Regions from separate parts of the Homo sapiens genome. Here regions 2 and 3 are each linked to region 1. Evidence: chromatin contacts called from ENCODE Hi-C or POLR2A ChIA-PET data. All regions are on one chromosome and are shown on one strand. The core of a region is the stretch at or near the end of the contact, and the rest is flanking DNA. Distances in the headings are between cores, read along the strand shown. Region 1 holds the start of HELZ (helicase with zinc finger). Region 2 overlaps PITPNC1 (phosphatidylinositol transfer protein cytoplasmic 1). Region 3 holds the start of CACNG4 (calcium voltage-gated channel auxiliary subunit gamma 4).

What was found. Hi-C counts contacts between places; a loop is a spot of excess contacts on that map. ChIA-PET counts read pairs that join two places held with the same protein, here RNA polymerase II (POLR2A). Pooled maps may share reads with other maps.
Region 2: a pooled map shows a loop between it and region 1 (3-fold over the local background). The contact joins the enhancer-like site here to the promoter of HELZ in region 1. A Hi-C loop is called at or near these places in 2 of 50 pooled maps. POLR2A ChIA-PET finds 5 or more read pairs at or near these places in 3 of 52 experiments (A549, WTC11 and activated T-cell).
Region 3: a pooled map shows a loop between it and region 1 (2.8-fold over the local background). The contact joins the promoter of CACNG4 here to the promoter of HELZ in region 1. A Hi-C loop is called at or near these places in 1 of 50 pooled maps. POLR2A ChIA-PET finds 5 or more read pairs at or near these places in 2 of 52 experiments (GM10248 and naive thymus-derived CD4-positive, alpha-beta T cell).

What each region holds. Positions count from the first base shown.
Region 1 is chr17:67,243,492-67,247,658 of GRCh38, reverse strand. HELZ (helicase with zinc finger) reads left to right here and starts at 2,463. Exons shown (of 33, transcript NM_014877.4): 1 at 2,463-2,511; 2 at 3,820-3,875. HELZ-AS1 (HELZ antisense RNA 1) reads right to left here and starts at 2,883. Exons shown (of 4, transcript NR_136398.1): 1 at 2,451-2,883. RefSeq lists silencers at 1,446-1,645, 1,656-1,745, 2,296-2,785, 2,886-2,935 and enhancers at 1,265-2,251, 2,252-3,239.
Region 2 is chr17:67,530,460-67,534,626 of GRCh38, reverse strand. PITPNC1 (phosphatidylinositol transfer protein cytoplasmic 1) reads right to left here. Exons shown (of 9, transcript NM_012417.4): 2 at 1,677-1,825. Among named protein-coding and RNA genes, the nearest start is that of MIR548D2, 61 kb to the right of the region's middle. Within about 2 kb of position 2,071, at least 5 of the 41 ENCODE cell types and tissues checked have a DNase peak (open chromatin) inside an H3K27ac peak, as active enhancers do.
Region 3 is chr17:66,962,459-66,966,625 of GRCh38, reverse strand. CACNG4 (calcium voltage-gated channel auxiliary subunit gamma 4) reads right to left here and starts at 1,919. Exons shown (of 4, transcript NM_014405.4): 1 at 1,495-1,919. The coding sequence starts at 1,714.

The sequences.
Region 1 (4,167 bases), core at 1,214-3,713:
GGGAATAGGGTTCTCACTGGAAGGAAGCTTGGGGCGCTGCAGGGAAAGAGAGAAGGCCAGCCTGGACCACTGCTGGTGAGGGAAGGTGGGACCACCTCACACAGGAGCTTGTAGGCCAGGGTTGGGAATCTGGGTTTTATTCCAAGGTTTCAGCAGAGAAGTCTCGATCTGATTTACATTCATAAAATATCACAGGGTTGGTCAGGTGGAGGATGCATTGTAGGTATCCAGGAGGGGCAGGGAGAAGAGTCGGCAGGCCGTCCCAGCTCAGGCAACAGGCGGTGTATTTGACAAGGTTGGGCTTGGATGCACACACTGGAGGCAGTGAATGGGTTGGGCAGTCACACAAACTGAACACTTATTTGGGTCAATGCCTATACAAGGCAAAGAAAGGCTGCTTATCAAAGAAACGTGTTTGGGAGACACAGTCCTTGCCCTCAACTTATTTCCTGTTTACTTATATTAGGTGGGTGCAAAAGTCACTGCGGCTTTTGTCATTACTTTTGCATAAACTCAGACCACATACCTAAAGGTGCCATGCAAACAAAACCACCATTAAGCCAGTGCATACCAGTGGCTAAATAAGTGCAAAAGAGGAATTGGAAAAGAAGCACCTGGGGTACCCTGGAAAGAGACATTGGAGCCTTCTTCAGACGGGCCAAGCATTCCCTTTTCCAGCAGGAGGGGCGCTGCCTCCCCCCAGCCTAGCCCATGCCCTTGGTGGCTACCTTGCTGGGCCGTCTAAGAACCTGGCTCCAGGCTCCAGTTTCTCCACTTATTCCGAGGTGAGAAGCAGGTGACTCAGGGGAGGTTGCTCCCCAGCACGCTGCGTTCTTGGCTGGGAATGACTCACTACCTCGTTCCCTCCTTCACGAGTGACCCGGGGCCAATCCCTTAATGTGTCTACACCTTCTCATCAGACCGGGACAATTGCCTGGTGGAGTTTTTGGCTCCCCAGGGGCAGGGCTCCTGTCTGCCACCGTTCACGTTCCTAGTGAGGCTGTTGATAGGGTCTGGAGGAGCGTAAAATCCTCGGGTAGATCCAAGGCCCCAGGCCCTCCCCGTGCACCGAAAGAGGGTTTTAATGCCAGTGCTTCTGCGGTCTTCTAAAGGTAGAGCCGTTCAACAGCATTTTGTACCGAATACAATTCGCAAGCATTCCTGTCTTGGAGAATTTTCTTTTGGGTATCTCCTTGTTGTAAAAACTTGCTTGGAAAAAAAAAAAAGCAACTGGAGCAGGCCTCCAAAGACAGCAAAGCAGGGACCAGAGGCTCTGCGGAGAGCGCGGGAGGAGGCTGACCAAGGGGCCTCCGTTGCTGGGGGGACCTGGGCGGCTGGACGCCGGGGTCAGTACGCTGCTCGCCCCGCGCAGCCGAAAGCGGGCGTGGTGTCGCGGGGAGAGGATGCCCGGCAGCAGTGTGGCCGGCGGGCTGGGGGTACTCGCCCGGGTCAGAGACCTCAGCCCGCGCCAAGGCGCCCCACACTTTCCAGCGCAGCGGGTCGCAGCCCGGAGACGCCGGGCGTCCCCACCTCCAGCCTCCCGAGCTGCAGCGGCGCCCGCGGTTCTCCCCCGACCCGCCAGGTGGACCCGGACTGGCGCACCCTGCTTTCCGCCCGGGACCCTCCCCCGAGCCCTGGCTGCCTCCGCGCCCCGCCCCGCCCGGAGCCCGCAGCCGGCGCCCCGGATTACCTGCCCCGGAGTCACAGTCCGCAGCCCGGACGCTCCCAGGGTGGCTCCGCGGAGCCTGGAGCCACATTCCTAGGGGAGGGGTCCCCACCTAGAGGGTCGCGGATCACGTTACCCGCCCGGAGGAGGAGACCGCGGGACACAGAGTAAACAAGGGGTAAAAAGTTGCATTTGGCTCAATTTTTTTTTTTAAATCGTGCTTCGACGCTGGTGGACTCGGGGACACGGCGTCCTCCCAGTTCCCGGAGCCCAACGGCCCCGGGGCGGTTTCCCAGGGCAGAGGCACCTCTCCGGGCGGCGGGTGCGGAGCTGGTCTGCGCGGCCTCTGAAGGCGACCCCGGCCGCTCGCGGGCTTCCTGGAAGCGCGGCCGCAGGAGCAGAAACGCTCACATCCACGCGCACAAATAAATCCGCGAGCAGCTCCGCGCCGCGCCGCGGGCGGCAAGGAAACCTCGGGTTGATTCAATGCAGACGCGGGGCGTCTGCCCGGGCAGGAACGCGGCGAGGCGAGAGGACCGGGCGTGGGGGCAGGGAGGCCGGGGCAGGAGAAAGGGAGAAAACCCCAAAGCCACGTTTTAAAAATGCGGGTGAATTTTCAATGCCGTCAGCCCGGGGGAGGGGAAGGGGCCAGCTGCGGGCGCCGGGGTCGGCAGTCCACCCGGGGCAACTTTCCGGGCGGGAGGCGCGGCCGGAGGGGGCGGCGCCGGCGGCGGGAGGCGGGAGTCGGGGGCCGGGGGGAGTCACTTTAAAGGCTCTTTCTTACCCATAATGCTTTGTGGGGACGTTGACAAGTGGATCCAAGATGGCGTAGAAAGTAATGACAGGTAAGTCCTGACTTCCCCCTTCTCTGCTCCTGGGGCCGCTCCGCGAGCTCCCGGAGCTCTCCGGGGAGGGGACCCGACTCCCCTCCGGTGTCCCGGACCCCGGGCGCGGCGGCCCCGGGGCAGGCTGGGGGCCTGGGCGGCCCGCGGCTGGGCCTGGGAAGCGCGGCTCTTCGAGGCGAGGCCCGGACGCTGGGGCTGTTTACAGCTTCTTCCCCTACTTAGTCCCCTTCCCCTCCGCTGGGGCCCGCAGCGTCCTGGGCCCTGGCAGGAGAGGGGGCCTTGCACGCCTGGCCCGGGAGCCTGCGGGAGGTTTCTCCGGCCCAGAGCACTCTGGGAGGGGGACTCGAGCCTCCCGGCACGTTCCCCTCCTCCGGGTCGCGGCTGGGGGTGGGGAGCGTGCGGGCCTCCCACGCCCCGCTCGATGCCCCCCCTCAGGCCTCGGACTTCCACCGGGTGGGGTGGGGGCTGGAGCGGGGGCGTGGGGAAAAGTGGGTCAGGCGTGCGCCCCCTCCCTCCCCCGCGGAGGGCTCTCGGCCCGAGATTCACTTTCTTCCCCCCTTTCCCCGCCCCCTCCTCGGAAATGCTCTTTGGCCCACAAGCACATCAACAAAAATAAAGATAGGCTCTCTTTTCCTGGAGATTCCTTGAGAGTACTCCAGTACCCTTTTCAAGGGCTCACAGACTGCAGTCTTACCTAGGGAACTTCGATTCCTCTCCCCTAAATTATTGGAGCCTTCTGCACCCTCGCCTTTGCTGAGAAATCTTCAGACAGGGCTGGAAGCCAGGGTCCTCTGATTGTTCTTGGATCGGGATCCTCAGGTTTTGTTTGCAGTTCAAAAATTGTCATTCCTTCTCCCTCACAACTTAACACTTCTCAGGCAAATCATTAATATAATAAAAAGTGTAACTTCAGAGACAGTGGATTCCTGGAGCGGGGGAAGGAGGGAGGAGTTGTCTGTCTTGCCTAGTTTGTTCTTAATTTTGCTCTCTCTTAAACTCATATTAATGAAATTTCCTCTCCTTCATTTCTTTATGTTTTTGAAAGTAAGGTCAGTCTGTGTTGAAAAAGATGATTTTATTATGTTTTTGAGTTTTAAGAGCATTGTATAATCTATTCTTTTACCTTACTGAAAGGAAATGTTTTAAGGTCAAAAACCAGACTCATTTGCAAAGCTGCACACTGTACCATTTTTGTAACTTTTTCCATTTTAAATGTAGATGCCCTTTCACTTCAGGCTGATAAAATGTTTGCTACTGATAATGTCTGTTACTGGTGTTGTATGGAAACATCTTTTCTATTTGCCTCAGGATTTGGATGAAGTAATGGATCACTAATGAACTACAGTGCTGGTGAGATGTGTAAGGTGAGACTGCAGTTAAAAATGATTTCCTTTTTTTCCTTCTTTATTTTAATCAACTGGTAAGAGTAAGGCTGAAACTGAGTAATTTGATGGGGCCATCTTTGTTTTCCAAATGTATCACTCAGTCAGTGGGTCTATGGGCAGGGCTAGATTTAGAAAGGAAAAATATGTTGAATGTACCAATCTTTTCAGTTGCTCCAACATACTCAAACATAGTGGTACTTAACTAAGAGCCAAATGTTACTTGCAGCTATTCTTGATCAGTATCTTCACCAGGGATAATTATAGTTTGCCT
Region 2 (4,167 bases), core at 822-3,321, 290 kb before region 1:
CACTGTGTCACCCAAGCTGGAGTACAGTGGCATGATCTCAGCTCACTGCAGCCCTCAACCTCCCAGGCTCAAGCGATCCTCCCACCTCAGCCTTCCAAGTAGCTGGGGCTGTAGGTGCGCACCACCATGCCCAGCTAATTTTTGCATTTTTAGTAGAGATGGGGTTTCGCCATGTTACCCAGGCTGGTTTTGAACTCCTGACCTAAAGTGATCTACCACCTTCAGCCTCCCAAAGTGCTGGGATTATAGGTGTGAGCCACCACACTTTGCCAATAAGATATATTTCATATGGCATCTAACCACAAATATTCCGAAGGTTTCAGAAAGGAACTGAAAGGAAGAAATGGGCTGGATAGGAGTATAGGATGGGGAGAAGATCAGACAAGCCCTAATAATCCATTACGCCATTCATAGTAAGAAAATAGCAAGAAAGGCCGGGTGTGGTGGCTCATGCCCGTAATCCCAGCACTTTGAGAGGCTGAAGCAGGCAGATCACTTGAGGTCAGGAGTTCAAGATCAGCCTGGCCAACATGGTGGAATCCCGTCTCTACTAAAAATACAAAAATTAGCCAGGAGTGGTGGTAGATACCTGTAATCCCAGCTACTCGGGAGGCTGAAGCAGGAGTATCACTTGAACCCAGGAGGCGGAGGTTGCAGTGAGCAGAGATCATGCCATTACACTCCCGTCTGGGCAATAGAGTGAGACTCTGTCTTTAAAAAAAACAAAAAAAGAAAGAAAAGAAAAGAAAAAGAAAAAAGCAAGAGATTAAAGAATATATTTTGCAAAGCAGAAACGGCACGCTTGACTAGTGCTATTTTGTCATCCTTGATGTGTTTCCCTTCCAAAAGGAGAGTGACAACCTCCACCTTGGGAAGGATGGGTCCACTTGAGAAGTGGAAGCCATCTTAACCACTTTGGTCACAGGTGACTGTTTGTTTTGTCATTCCCTTTTCGGACACCCAAGTGGTCACCAGTAGTAAATGAAAATCTTACTGAGACCAAAAGGTGCATTGCCACCTCCAGCACTTACTTGTCCACAGCATATAGGCAGCACCGTCTCTTTCCTACAGCTAACACTGAACCAAGGGATGAGACAAAGTCCTTTAATTCTCTTTTTTTCAAGGGCCTCACTCTGTTGGCCAGGCTGGAGAGCAGTGGCATGATCATGGCTCACTGCAGCCTCCACCTTCCAGGCTCTTGAATTCTTAAGATCACATTTCGCTGTAACACGTCATCAAAGCCGTGGGAAAGATGAGCCGAAAGCTCCTCTTAATGGAAACGCAGTTGAGGACGATTTTGCAGAATGCAAGGTGGGGAGGGGGAGATTCATTTCGTTTATTTTATTTTATGTAGTAATATTTTTTACAGTCAGGGTCTTGCTCTGTCACCCCAGGCTGGAGTGCAGTACTGTGAGTATAGCTCACTGTAGCCTCAAACTCCTGGCCTCAAGCCATCCTCCCACCTTGGCCTCCTAAAAACATTGGGATTACAGGCATGAGCCACCTCGCTCGGGCAGATTCTGTTTTCAAAAACAATGAGATTGGTGGTCGTAGACGGTGGACGTAGTTACTTTCCAAGTGACCTTTTCATCCCAGACACCCACTGCCTCCACTGTCACACCATGGGGTCAGGTGGGAGGGGGCTTCTGTGCAGAACGCAGGCTGCCATGACTCACCTGTTGAGATACACCCGCTTCTCGGTGAACTGCCCATTGCCATGGTGAGGGTCCTCAAAGGGCTCATTCTGGACGACCTCCACCCCTTCTCCCCGGTCACTCTGTTCATGGCTGTGTTTGCTGATCATGTACAGCTGTCCAATTTTGTACTACAAAACAGAGTCAGAGACAGAAAGGTCAGCCCCACAGCGTGCCCCTGACATCCCCCTCCAACCATAGCTTGGCAAGCCACTAATAACATCAGCACCTTCTGCTGAGAAGAGAAGGCAGCCACATGGGCCTCATGTTACTTTTCCTCGGGAGCTAGGGAGAGAACCAGTTGTGAGTAGAACATCGAGACGGCGTGTTCCCGTGAATATTTTACATCACCTTGGCAAATGCTCGGCCGGGTGGCTGGCAGTCTGTAAGCTTTGGCAGCTGACCAAACCTTGGGAAGGGGGACACTGGAGTCTCCCTTTGCATTCTACAGGGTTAAATGGAGCTAAAGTCCTGCTTGGTTTGGCCCAAGACAGCCGAGGGTGTGTGATTTCTGCCCCTGCTTTCTGCCTAATTAGCAAAATTGCTGAACAGGGAGCATTAGATATCATCTATTTCTTCTATCCTCCCTCTCTCAAAATGCTCAACTCTCCTGGAGGCCTCTGTCCCCTAGAACAATGGTTCTCAAAGGTGGCTGGATATTAGAATCACCTGAAAGCTTTTCAAAGCTCCAGAGGCCCCGGCTCCCCCATGAGTGGAGCCAAGGCTCATAATCTGAGCCCCTGAAGGCCGCTCCTCTCCGAGGACCACCTACAGTACTTTTAACTCCTTTTCATCCAATTCCATGAAGAGTGTGGAGCCTTCCAGTCCAAGGACCCAAAAGTCACCTGTCTTACCCTAAAATAATCATGTGGAGCAACATACTATATGAACATTTTCTGTCCTTTTTTCATGTATGAGCTGTTCCATCTGCCTTCCTGCCTCTCTGAAAACCCTGGGACCAGCAGGCATTTCTTCCCCCAGTGGACTTTCGAAGTGGCAAAACGAATTTGATGGAAAAGAGAGAGGGGAGGGGGAGAGAGGAAGGAGGAAATTAAACAACTTTTGCATGAGGTACAACCCTGCTCAGAGTCAGGACGCAGGACGATGCGACCCTGCTGCCATCCTTCCTAGAGACAGACCCTGGGTCATTACCACCGACGCCTCTGGGATGGGGGAGTGGGGCCTGAGTCTGCAACAAACTAATGAGGACTCGGGGTTATTCCCCAACAATCTGCAGGGATGCGGGTCCCCTGTCTGTCTGCATAAGAGACAGAAATAGATTTTAAATTAAGGGGGCAGATGAAATGCACAAGTCAACAGTGCAGTTAGTTTCACAGCTGAGAAGACACATGTGCCCGAAGGTTTCTCTTTCATTCTGAGGCAGGAGCAGGGACGGGAGTGTGAAGAAGCTCTGAAAGGCTCTGGTCTGCAGCCAGCCCTGGGGACCGAGCCCAGTAACCATGACAATGGAAGCAAGCTGCCGTCTGGGTCTTCTCGAAGGACTGTGTCTCCTATCTGTGCCACGCCCCTCTCCAGAACGGTCACATGAAAACGCTTTTAACGTGAGCGTATGTGTGCACGTACCTGTGTGTGTGCACCTGTGCTTGCAGGAAGTGGGCAGCACTGGGGATAAGACCAGGAAAAGGAAAAATAAAATTTAAAGATGAAATCCTCTTTTTTTTGTTTGTTTGAGACAGGGTCTCACTCTGTCACACGGGCGGGACTACAGTGGTGTGATCTCAGATCATTGCAACCTCCGCCTCCCAGGCTCAAGCAATCCTCCCACTTCAGCCTCTTGAGCAGCTGGGACTACAGGTGCGCACCAGCACGCCCAGCTAATTTTTGTATTTTTTGTAGAGACAGGGTCTCACCATGTTGCCCAGGCTGGTCTTGAACTCCTGGGCTCAAGCAATTTGCCCATTTCAGCCTCTCAAAGTGCTGGGATTACAGGCATGAGCCACAGTGCCCAGCCTGAAATCAATTTTTAAAATTAATTTTAGGATCAGAAGCTTGACTTCTCTTCCCTTAGTCCAGTACTGCTTTGACTTTTGCTCGTAAAGGCTAACACTCTTTCAAGGAGGAAGACAATAAGAAAAAGTTTACACATTGCAGATTTGTGAGCTCTACCTGTGAGATCAATATGCCACCTTATACAGATGGGCACACACTACCCAGGGGGTGGAGATTTCACTGACAGTTGCTTTGTACTTGGGGCTCAAAAAATAAATGTTTACATGCAATGGGATATTATTCAGCCATAGAATGGAACAAAGTACTGATACTGCCTAATGTTGTTAAAGGTTGAATTGTGTCCCCGCAAAATACATACTGTGAAGTCCTGACCCCTAGTAACCCAGAATGTGACCTTATTTGGAGATAGGGTCTTTACAGAAGTAATCATGTTACAATGAGGTCATTAGGGTAGGCCCTTATCCAAAATGCCTGGTGTCCTTATAATAAAGGGAAACTTAGA
Region 3 (4,167 bases), core at 670-3,169, 280 kb after region 1:
GCATGGTCTGGAGGGGAAAAGGGGGCCAAGTTGACTTCACTAAGCAGATCCAGCTTCACAAAGCCTCTTTTCAGATGACTTCAAATGCGGCCAGAAAAGGGCTATGGTTTTAAGAGCTCCTTGCCAACCTCCACCAAGAAACAACCGCGGCTGAACTCTGTGCAGGGGTTGGAACTGCAGTAAGGAAGGCTAGGTGTGTGGGAGAACTTCCCGAACAACCGAGGGGCGGAGTTAACACGCGGGGAAAGGTTACCGAAAAAGAAGGAATTCTGTCCAAGGGTTTTTGAAAAATCAAAGGAAAGCCCCCACCAACTCCCTCCACCCGGTCCCCGATCTGAGCGCCACGCTTAAGCAGCAAACCTGTGCCCAACCTTGCTGGGACCAGGTGGCCCCTCCCCAGCCACCTGTTAGTTCAAGTTCCGCAGCCGGGCAGAAGGGCGCCCGGAAGGCGCCGAAGCCGAGCGCATTTTGGCGTTGGAGGCATCCAGGCCCCTCCCCAGTAGGGAGCTGTCCCCACGGTCCCGGGGCTGAAATCCTGGTCCCCTAGCATTCCAGCCTCATGACACCTACTACTCAGCCTCCAGTCGCATTTGGGGGTCGCAGCGCCCAGCTCCGACGAGATGACCACGCCCCTCCCAGTCTGTTCCCGGTCCGCAGATCGGTCCTGCACACCCTAGTTTCCTACTGAGGTCTCCGCAGCCTCCCTGCTGAGGGGCCGCGACCGAGGTCGCTGTCTCCGTTGGGGGAGACTCGGTGTCGCTCCCCTTACCACCCCACCGCACAGCGAGGAGCGGGCCGGTGACTCCGTGGGAGACGAGGCGGGCGTCGGGCTGGGCCTACCCAGCTACCCTAGATCCGCTAGGAACTCAGCCCCTACCCCGGCTCCGACCGCGCCCCCGCCCCTACTTCTGCCCCTACTTCTGCCCCCACCCCTCAGCCCGAGCCTGTAGAAAGCGCCCAGCGGCACCGACGCGCCCCGCCCCCGGCCGGCCCCGCCCCAGGATGGCCAGTTCCCATAGCAATAGCACAGACACCGGTTGCCAAGCAACCCCTCCCCCCCTCCCGTCCGCTCCCCCCAACCCCAGCCTCCTCCCGCCCCCTCGCCAGCCTCCACCTCCCCCGGGGGTGCCGGCGCGGCCCCTGGGGATCGCTCGGGTCCCGGGCTACGCGCGCGTGCTTGAGTTTCGGTGTGTTTCATTGTGTCTGTGGGCGAGGGGGTGTGCGCGTGGAGAGTTTGTGGGATCGGTGTGCTGGGGAGGTCCCCAGCCGAGAGGGACCAGAGCTGATGTACAGCTGGCCGCGAAGGGACCCGCCCGCCAGCTCCGGCTCCTTTGTGTCTCGCGCGGAGCCAGCGCCGCGCCCACCCTCTCCCCGGCCCGCGCGCCGGGCAGTGTGTGCGCGTGTGTGTGTGTGCGCGCGCGCGCGCGCGCGTGTGTATATGTGTGTGTGTGTGTGTGTGTGTGTGGGGCGGCGAGGGGTCGGGGCTGGCCGTACCTTCGATGCAGCACACCCGCCACAGACCAGAGTGGGTGAGGTCGCCGCGGGCGCGGCGGGGCGGGGGCCCGTCGTCCATGGTCAGGTTGGTGCCGTTGCAGATGTGCGCGCTGGAGTACAGCCAGTAGTCGGTGCCGATGGCGATGGCCATGAGCGAGAAGGCGGCGAAGGCTCCGGCCGTGGTCAGCAGCATCTGCAGCCCGCGGTCGCATCGCACCATGGTGGGCGCCTCATAGTCCGCCGCCCGCCGGCCCGGCCCGCCGCGCCCGCCCGCCCTCCTCCCTCCGCGCGCCGCTCCGGGGGCGCCGGGGTTGGGGGGCCGAGGGCCGGGGGGCGGCGCCGCGCTGCGCGCTCCGACCCCGCGCCCCGGGCGTGCCTGCGCTCCGGCAGCGCTGGGGCTCAAACTCCGAGGCGCGGCGACGAGTGCGGGCTGCGCGGCCGCCGGGCGGGCTGGCGGCGGCGGCCGGGGGCTCCTCCCTCTCCGCTCGCCCTCCCCCCTCGGCCCGCGCCTCCGCCCTGCGCCCTCCGCGCCTCCCCCGCCGCCGCCGCGCTCCGGGTCCGCGCCCCGTTTCTCTCGGCGCCGCCCCTCGAGCCTCGGCCCCCGCCCGGCTGTGCGCTCCTCTGAGCTCCCCTCTCTCCCCAGCCAGGATTTTCTCCCCCTCGCCTCCCTTCCCCTCGCCTCCCCTCCCCTCCCTTCCCCTCCCCTCCCCGCGCCCGCGCGCGCTCTCTCTCTCTCCCAGAGTTCATTCACATTATTGGAGTGAAGGAAGCCGAGGGAAGTGTTCCCCAGGAGGACCGAAGGGAAAGCGCGTCTCCAGCCACCTCTCTTACCCGCCCAGGACATCCAGCCTCCCCTCCGACGGCCCTGCGGATTCTTTAATTTGTGGAGGAGGGCGTGGGTGGGTGTGTCCCTCCTTTCCCCTCTGTGCCTGTTCACCTGGTGATGAAGGTGAGTGTGGGAGTGCGTGTTCAGGTCAGAATTCCTGAAACCCCAGATGTGGGACACAGCTGCCAGACCCTGCAAGCCACGCCAGGCCCGGGCCAGGCCCCACCCCAACCCAGGTGGTTCCTGCTCCTCCAGATCCCCTTGCAGGGCCTGGAAGGACCCTGACTTGGGGTTGAGGGAGAAGGGCGATGACAGCGAGAAGTCCTTTGGGGAGAACACAGGGTCTCTGCTTTCTAGAGTGGTGGCAAGGCTGAGATTGAAGATGGGGCGTTCCTCTGTGCTCACATTTCTGAGGGTCTATTACTGCTAGAGTCCAGGGACACTCCAGTTGTGTTAGATTCCAACACTCCACCCGCCAGCCTTTTCCCTTTCTCTCCCAACCTTTCGCAATGCCTTTATTTCGTTTTGCCTTTTGCTCTGCTCGAGCTTAACCGGCTTTCCCTCCCCTGGCCTTTATTGTCAGCCTCTGACCCCAACCCCTGCTGGCTTCACTTAATTGCCTTTGCTGCTGGCCGTGATCCCAACCTGGACACACTCCCTTCTCCAGGGAGCCGGTCCGGACTCCTCCTTCCAGACCCAGCTCCAAACCCCTCCCTCCAGGAGGTTCTCAGAGCCCAGCATCAGGAGGTGCAGCACCCTTTGACATGTCCAGGTGGTCCTGTTGTTGGCATCCCTGGCTGCACTGGACCCCAGGATATGGAAAAAGGTATAGGGAGTGCTGCTATTCTTGCAAGACGAAGCTTAACTTTCTTTGTGGCACCTTCCCTGGTCCCCACTCCCCGTGTTGAAATCACTGTTCTCTGTCCCACAAGATTGTGAGCCTTTCCTGTGACTGGCATACATGGTAAGGGCTTAGCAAATGTTTGCTGAGTGAGAGTTGTTTCTTGCCACTTGGAAAATTATAGTCTGATTGGGAGGAATAGATCATATACATAAAGGGAAAAAACAAACATCACAAGGTGACAGAGCCTGAGGACCAGGCTGGCTGTGACAGTGATTGTTGGCCCCTTCTGCCCTTGGGGTGTCTATTCTGCTTTCCAAGTCACAAAGGACGAGGGTCATCATCTCTAATTTACTTTAACCCACCTGCCACCGGATCTGGAGTTCTGCACCCAGCAGGTGCCCAATGTATGTCTAAGTGGACCAGAAGGTGTGAGATGGTTTGCTCTGACCCAGAACAGGGTTACCCACCTCCAACCCTAACAGCCACTAGGATTAAGTCTAGGTTCTGTTCTCAGAAACTCCAGGAAAATGAATCCCAAGTTCTTCTCTCCTCCTCCTCCTCCTCCCCTCCTCCTCCTCCTCTTCCTCTTCATCTTCCTCCATCTCTTCTTCTTCTTCTTCCTCTTCTAACAAATCATTGTTTCAAATTAAATCATAAATGGAAGCGCAATGTAAACAAACCAGGTCTCCTACCAATTAGCCTTGTAGGTAAGGGCTGGCATGGCTCTGGTTGAATGAGGGGCCCAGGGCACTGGTACTCACCCACCCACACACGCACTGCAGCCCCCAAAGCACCTCTCTAGACCCCGGGTTCCACAAAGCATGGTGTGAAAATCCATATCCTGAGCCAGCCACTGGGTTACTCAGGAACATCCCCCTCCACCCTGTCCTACTTGCAGCCTTCCTCAGGGACTTTGGGAGAAACAAATGAATGTAAGTTGCATGAACCTGATCTTCGGGGGTGGAGAGCAGCAGCTTCCCCCAATCACCTATTAGATGGCAGA